Regions from separate parts of the Homo sapiens genome. Here region 2 is linked to region 1. Evidence: chromatin loops called from intact Hi-C (ENCODE). Cell type or tissue: dorsolateral prefrontal cortex. All regions are shown on one strand.

Region 1 (4,000 bases):
TCAATCTTGCTTACTTTGATGTCCTTTTTGAAATCTAAAGTGTTAATATGGAAAAACCTGTGAAAAAGGCAAGATTACTATAGAGTTAACTCCATATTCCAACATTATGAAGACTCTGTGTGCATTACTCTGTTAAGAATTCCTTGCTGATCCCACTACAGGGTATATCCCCAAATGAAGATAAATCCTTCTACCAAAAGGACACCTTTACTCATATGTTCATTGCAGTACCACTCACAATAGCGAAGACGTGGAATCAACCCAAGTGCCCATCAGTGGTGGATTGGATAAAGAAAATGTGGTACACATTCACCATAGAATACTACACAGCCATAAAAAAGTACAAAATCATGTTCTTTGTAGTAACATGGATGCAGCTGGAGTCCATTATCCTAAGTGACTGAACACAAAACCAGAAAACCAAATACTGCATATTCTCACTTACAAAAGAGAGCTGAACATTGGGTACATATGGGCACAAAGATGGGAACAATGACACTGGGCACTCCAAAAGCAGGAGGGAGGGTTGAAAAACTACCTATCAGGTACTATGTTCACTATTTGAGTGACGGTGTCAATAGAAGCCCAAACCTCAGCATCACATAACATGCATGTGTCACAAACCTGCACATGTACTTCCTGAATCTAAAATAAAAATTGTAAAAAAAGATGCTTTGCTACTACAAATCAAAGTGTAAGTTACAGACTACTTCATTGCCTTTCCAAGCCATCAGTGCTCACCAGACCAAAAGGAGTGAAAGATTCCACAGTCATCTGTGCAAGTAGATTTAAGAGTGGGTTATCCCTCAAAGAAGTACCACTGCATCTATTATTAAGCAAGAATGGTAAGAAAAGCTTCAGAGAAATCCTAAAGACTAGGAAACATTTTAGAGTATTTTTTTTAGTATTTAAAACAGTTAAAAATCTTTTCAACATTTTCAAATTATTTTCATTTGGTTCATTTACCACTTATTGTAAATGAGCTTATGCTGGAGATAAAATACATGGGTGGAGTGGAACAAACATGGATTTACAAGCTAAGAAGTCTAGGTATGGATTATTTATTTATTTATTTATTTTATTATTTATTTATTTATTTATTTATTTTTTTGAGACAGTCTCGCTCTGTCGCCCAGGCTGGAGTGCAGTGGTGTGATCTTGGCTCACCGCAAGCTCTGCCTCCTGGGTTCACACCATTCTCCTGCCTCAGCCTCCTGAGTAGCTGAGACTACAGGCGCCCGCCACCACGCCCAGCTAATTTTTTGTATTTTTTTTAGTAGAGACGGGATTTCACCGTGTGTCCAGGATGGTCTCAATCTCCTGACCTCATGATCTGCCCACCTCGACCTCCCAAAGTGCTGGGATTACAGGCGTGAGCCACCACGCCCAGCCTAGGTATGGATTTTGACTCTCACTAGATATGCATCCTTGGGTAAGTTATTTAAAAACACTGGGTTTCAGTTTCACCTGCAAAACAATACCCATCTTATATACTGTTGTGAGAATTTGAGTTAATATGTCTAATGCATGACTATTTAATAATCTGTAGATATTATTAATTATATATTAGCAAGCATGCATAGGTTGCAATACAAACTACATTTCTATTACTTTACATCAACAAACAAACATTTATTGAGCTTCCTCCTAAGTATCAAGCATTCTGCTCGGTGCTGGGGACACAAAAATGAGAATAACACAATCTCTGCCCTTAGAGGGAATCCTTAAAAATGCTTTAAGTATATTAACAAAACTATCCTGTCTTAGGAAATCACATTCTTCCAAAGCAAGTATTTTTCATTGTACGACAAGGTAGACGGTGGGGGTGACCTGTTTGGACCTAGAAAGGACTATCAGCATTGGGCATGCTATAAAATGGGAGAGTTACACTTATTGTGAGGACCCATGAGCTCATTGTCTTTTCCTTTTTTGCAGTGACTTTCCTCTCTGGGTTTTCAGCAACATTTCTTTTTCAGGTGCTAATCCTCAAAATTTATCCCTTTCCCTTTAATGTAAAAATATCTTCCCATCGCTGTAACCCACCCCAAAGGAGCTTGCATCTCTGAATGCTAATCGAGAATCCCCAAAGTCATTTTTCTTCCAGTGGAGAGTCCGGGGCTGGAGAGGCAGCCCTCCCCTTATTCATGTATGCAAATGAGGCTTCTTCTCTGCTGCAAAGATGCAATGGCTTTGCTGGGCTCTGTGCTGTAGGTGGCAGAACTAACTCAGATAAGAGCCTGTCTTCTTTGGCAGTAAGCCAGTGCATCTTGGCAACAGCAAAGGCCTAGGGCATTATGAAATGAAATCAGGAAGCAGGTTTGGGGAGTGGGTTCCCTTAGTTGCTAGTCAAATCCGTTGGGAGCTGCCATTCCTACCCTCCCTGAGGTCTGAGACCCTCAAGAGAATCTGGTGAAGGCTATACAGCCTGTCTTTCAAATTTTGTACAAAATTTCTGGTGGTTGTTGAATCCTCTATAGCCCCATCCATCGACTCTAGGAAGAGTCCCCTGTTTGTAATAAGTATGAGCCAGGTTACAAGATATATGCCTTTTCCTCATTACCCCACTCCACATACACATAAAAAAAACACCAGTCAAATGCACATTATAGAACTGAGCATAATAACACATGGTCCTTTGATGTTGAAAAAAACTAATCTGCACAGTCAGGACAGCTACAAAGTGCCCACTGGACTTTTTCCCTTTGCCTAAAAAGAAAGGCCAAAGACAACATGTCTGCAACATCTGCAGCAGCCTGCATGCAGGCTTGCACTTTTGTTTGGTCTCTTCCTGGGGTAGTACCGGAGTGAAGAATACCATGAGGAATCCCAGGACGCTGTGGAAAGGGAAGGGATCAGCAAGGCCCGAGATCCCTCTTTGAATATAAAACCCATAAACATGGTGTCCCTGTCAAGTCCAGATAGGATCCCTAAGAAAGCCATTGTTCATCCTGGCAAAGTTCCAAGGACACCTTTTTGCAGATTTAGTGAATGTTTTAGGTTGAGCTTGCTCTCCTATGCTTCTGACCTCTTTTTTCTGGAGATTCTGGCCCCAACACTGACCCTTTGGTATGAAATTTTGTAATCACAACAGGAACTTGATGAATGAGTGGATGGATGGATGGATGGATGGATGGATGGATGGATGGATGGATGGATAATAGATAGCTTGGCCAGATTTATAGCAAGGAGTCATTTGTTAATGACAGACAAATCAGGCATGGTCCTGTGTGCTCTGAAGTGATGAATTTGTTCATTTGATGAATAAATGATTGTCTCCTGCATGCAAAATGCTTTGCACAATGCATATGTATGTCCTGGCCAGGCAGGAAGCTCTTAGTTCAGTCCCAGGATTCCTGCCTTTTCATATTAACAGAGGACCTAACAAATGTAGACAGTGCAGTGTTTTGCTCTTGTTTTGCTTTTCATCTGACAGTTCTCCTGGAGAAATTTGATTCTTTTCACTACACACTCATACCCATTCTTCTGGGGCATCTCATTGCCCGAATCTCAGGAACAGGTGGTGCTTGTCAGAGTTGGCTGTGAACTACAAAGCAGTATTTGATTATCTCCCAATCTAGGCTCTGTCTACCATCAACATTTTAATTCCATGTTTTTTGTGTGACATCCTATGGCCTTGAACCCTCTACTCTTTGTATGTAGGTCTCTTCAGAGTTGCTAGGTCAACGCGTTGCTCAGACCTTTGCTTGTGTTGTTTTTTTTTTCGCTTTTAAAAGGCCTTCTCTCCTCTTTCTCAGTCATCTTAACTAGGATTTGGCAAACTATGACCTGTGGACTAAATATCCGTGCTTTCTTACTGTCTATAGCTGCTTTTGTGCTACAGCAAAGCTCAGTAGTTGGACAGCCCACAAATTAAAAAATACTCACTATCTTGTCCTTCACAGAAAGTTTGTTGACCCTTGAACTAAATCGGTACTATTCCAAGAAGGTGGCTGCAAATGACTTGTTACGTCTCCATAATAGGATAAAGAGCTTGAGGCAG
Region 2 (4,000 bases), 120 kb after region 1:
TAACCCAGAACTTAAAGTATAAAAAAAAAAAATTGAGTCACCCACATCCCTGTCCTTTCAATAGTTGTCACTTACACCAAGATAGTAAATGGATTCCAGCTCATGAATTAAATTCAAATGGTTGGGAGTCAGAGCTTGAGTCCCGTGTTGAGAAGGATTCTGGAGCCAAGACAAGGATACCTTGTATTATCATCAGTTAAAAGAGTTTAAAGATTGACTTTGGGCGTTTGCTTTAGACACAGGTGAAGGGAGTTATCCATGCAAACCCTATATTTGCTGTTCTTGGTTTGTGCTATAATGCAGTCATGCCCTTAAGGACTGTTGAAAGATGTGTGGGGATGTTTTGTCTATAGCAAACCATTACAGAGTTTATGCTTTTGAATTCTCATGCTGGGGGAGAAGGAAAAGAAAAAAAAATAATAAAAATAGATCCCATACCTCTCTTTTTGTTACACCATCACCTGACTCTTTTTGTGCAGGTTTGCCCTTGGTAGCTACTCCACCCTCCTATATGTGCTGTTTCTAATCTTCTATCAGTTAGCAAACCATGTAATCAAGCCCTTTGGAAAGAGTCAATATGATTCCAGGTCAGGGCTCACGGTCTATAGTATAGGTGAAATGTAAGAGCTTTGCCTCGCTGGATTTGTTGTTTCTGTTTTGGAGGCTCTGGTCTTCATTTTTAATGTCCTAGTTTCTCAGGTGTCTTCTAGACGAGTGGAGGCTCTCACTGAGAAGTGGCCAATAGAGATTGATTATATAAGTGATGGGCCATGTAGAACATTTGCAGAGTTAAGGATTGTTTTATATGAAGGCATATGCCATATAAAACACCACCACAAATTACTAAAGACCCAGTTGAGTTACACTGGGGCAAATCCTAAAAGTCATCGTCATGTTATCCCAGTTTTACAGAAGAAACTGCTAAGGCTCAGGGAGCTGCGGTGGCCTGCTTAGGACCACACCACAACGTCAGTGACAGAGCTGAGCTTCCAGTCCACTTGGGTGCATAAGGAAAACCACACAAATGTGTGGAAAAAAAGCCTTTATCATTCTCTGCTGCTCCAGCCACAGCCAGGATGTATTTTCTCCTCTTCTCCCAAATTACTAGACCAAAGAAACCAGAAATGGAGAGCTGCAAAGATGACACCTAACAGGCAGTAGGCCCACGGTATCATACCTCAATGCCAGTCTGTCGAGTAGATTAAATGCCTTATGGTTCTGATGGCACTCTAGTTACTTAGGAGATAAGTTGATCCCTAGACAATAAGATTGTCATTTACCTGCAGAGCCTTCAGGCTGTATGACAACTTATATTTATGTATTTTGTTTTCAACTCTGCATCTTTATTCTCTGAGGTTCATAATAGGAATAATTTCATTACAGCAAATCCTCTTACATTTGGACTAAGGGAATGTGGGGGTGGGGGACAAGAGGGGCAGTCTGAATTGGTGAGAAACCTAAACCAATTCAAGAGATAACATGTTTTTTAAATTTGTAATTTATCTGCCAGCAAAAACAAAAAGAACAAAAAGCTCTGAAGCAGCTGGGTGTCAAAGCAGTTCAAATAGGATTTGCAAAAAGAAGCACTGAGAAGCCATTGAGAAGGAAAAGCAATACAATTGCCCAAGATTTTAAGAAGCACTATCTGTGTTGTATTAAAGTTTACTCTGCAATTTGTACTCCCTGATAACAAAAATTTTCCAGATAGGACTCCAGTTGGATCTGCCTTCATTGAAATCAGAAATCCCCATCTGATCACAAACAATTTAGGTGCGGAAATTCCTCAAAGCCATTTTGCTCTAGGAAAAACAAAGGCTCCTACTGTCTTCTTGCTGTAAATCACTGGCTTTGGAAACACTTTCTTTAGTCTGGCCCAACCCAGGGAAAATATTCACAAATTCTACTTTTGTGGAGTCTAAAGGAAGGAGGTTTAAGTTACAAAACTGGATTGTTTTTCTCCACTTAACATAAGCAATCCCAATTCTTTGTGAGAAAGGCTTGAATGCTCTATGGAAGTTCTTGCCTAGGCTGATTTTTTTTTTTTTTTTTTTTTTTTTGCATTTCCTCTCCTCATAGAGCAGGTGTCTTTTTCTCTAAGTGGTTGAAAGAGAGCTGTTATTCATAAGCAATTATGTGGGTGCTTAAATGATATGATGTGGCCACATAGTAAAGTCAATGATGACTCATTCATTAATTCCACAAGTCTTTACGGAGTACCCACTCTGAGCCAAGTGCAGGGCTGGCTACGTGGTCAACCAGTGCTCCCCATCTGTCCTCTTGGGGTTTAAAACGGACTCAACAACAAGCAGATGTTGCACAAATTAATATATAGTAATTAATTGTAACAAAAGCTACCAAGAGAAGCCCTGGATGCTCAGAGAACATAATGGGGAGACTTAATTAAGATAGGGGTGTCAGGACAGACTACAGAAAGAAGAATGGAAATAATGTGGCAGGGACAACAGCAGGAGAATAAACCATTCTTTAATATCTTAATTATGAAGACTTCTTCTTCCATTCTTCTATTAGAGTCCACCAAGAGAGGGTCATAGCAGATGCATGGCAGATGCTTGAGATTAGAAGTTGAACAAAGCACATCCTCTGTCAAAAGAGAGGGGGCACAGGGTACTGCATTCTGGAGCCAGGTGCCAGGCTCCACATCCTGGCTCTGCCACTTGCCAGCAGGACAGCTTGAGCAAGTGGCTTCACCTCTCTGTGCTTCATTTATTTATTTTTAAAGCACGATATTAACTGCACTCACCTTGTAGAATTAAAGGGCCTTAAGGATTAAACGAATGAAAAACATAAAATGCTTACTAGAGTAGTCCCTGGCACATGAGAAGGGCTCCATGATTGCAAATGACTGAAGAGTCATGAGAATGCAAAGAAGGGAACTATGGATTTTGCTAGAAAATGTATTAGAAAGGGGTTCAGCATTGCAGGAAATAAAAAGCAGGATACTACGCAAAGACAGCCCCACACTTTCACTTGGTACTTCCTGGCTTCCTACTCTTTGTGGTGTTGAATGGGCACAGTGACATCCTCAAGTGCTGTAACTGATGCATGTTTCTTACAAATGAGCGTTCACCGTTCAGTAGCACAAGGGGGTCTGGAGAAAACGCTTTGGAAGTATTTGCTGAATGAACGTACGAATAGAGCTTAGAAGTCACCTTGTCCAACGCAGCCCGATCCAGCTCAGATTGCTTGGAGAGCAGGGAACCTCTGGGAAAGGAGGAATGAATATCTCAAGCAAAACCCAAAGAACTTCAAAAATGAAATGGAGATAGGCACACTTAAATGGGATCCAGTGTGTCAACACTTTATTTTCTAATTAATTTGTATTGCTTCTGTATTTTACAACCCTTTTTATACCGTAGATTTAAAGTCTGCATCTCCTTTCATTGATGTATTCATTCAGCAAAAACATATCCAGTGAATAACTTCTACCTGCCAAGCACTGTGCTGGGTACTAGGACATAAAGGTAGGCACCTCACTCTTCCTGCTTTCGAGGAGTTTATCATCTGGTACTTGGCACAAACAAGGGCACAGATTGATACACTAAGACAAGAGCAATGTGTCCTGTGATAGAAACCAACACGGGTTTTGTGGGAGCACAGAGATGCAATCTCCAATTTGGAATCGGTAAGATCCTTTTTTAATGCTCTGTTAAAATTAATTAAATATTAAGAGGGAAATTTAACATTTCCCTATTAAAAACAGAGAAACATTCCCTGATGTTGCAAAAAGAGTAGTTGCAAAAATAACTCAGGCTTGGATCTTTCAACTTTTGAATCAAGTTTCAGAGCAAAGTTTGAGAGCTTTTATAAAGTTTGCCAAAGGAGAAGAATAAACTAAGTATTATAATCCTTACTTGGTTTCACATTTTTCCCCCTGAATGATTATATGTAGAATTCACTCTAGGTAAAATGTTTCTGATGTTGTCTGGGAGAAAACAATGGTTGCCCAATTTCTGTTGCCATGTAAAATAATTTAAAGGTT

What was found. Hi-C counts contacts between places; a loop is a spot of excess contacts. Peaks named below come from ENCODE experiments on the same cell type or tissue, not always from the same donor. Only the 100,000 strongest peaks of a DNase experiment are listed, where the experiment ranks them.
Region 2: a loop joins it to region 1, with 4 times the contacts of the local background. A loop is called at or near these places in 5 of 110 quality-filtered maps.

The regions. Positions count from the first base shown.
Region 1 is chr4:16,514,773-16,518,772 of GRCh38, forward strand. All of the region lies in intron 5 of LDB2 (LIM domain binding 2), which reads right to left. The region is part of intron 2 of LOC105374505 (a long non-coding RNA gene); the gene reads left to right. Among named protein-coding and RNA genes, the nearest start is that of TAPT1-AS1, 290 kb to the left of the region's middle. In dorsolateral prefrontal cortex, a CTCF peak has its summit at 2,217 (motif pointing right); a DNase peak (open chromatin) is centred at 2,219; H3K4me3 peaks cover 275 bases; H3K27ac peaks cover 2,313 bases.
Region 2 is chr4:16,635,268-16,639,267 of GRCh38, forward strand. The region is part of intron 2 of LDB2 (LIM domain binding 2); the gene reads right to left. Among named protein-coding and RNA genes, the nearest start is that of LDB2, 260 kb to the right of the region's middle. In dorsolateral prefrontal cortex, no CTCF peak of the experiment used is centred here; no DNase peak of the experiment used is centred here; H3K27ac peaks cover 1,816 bases.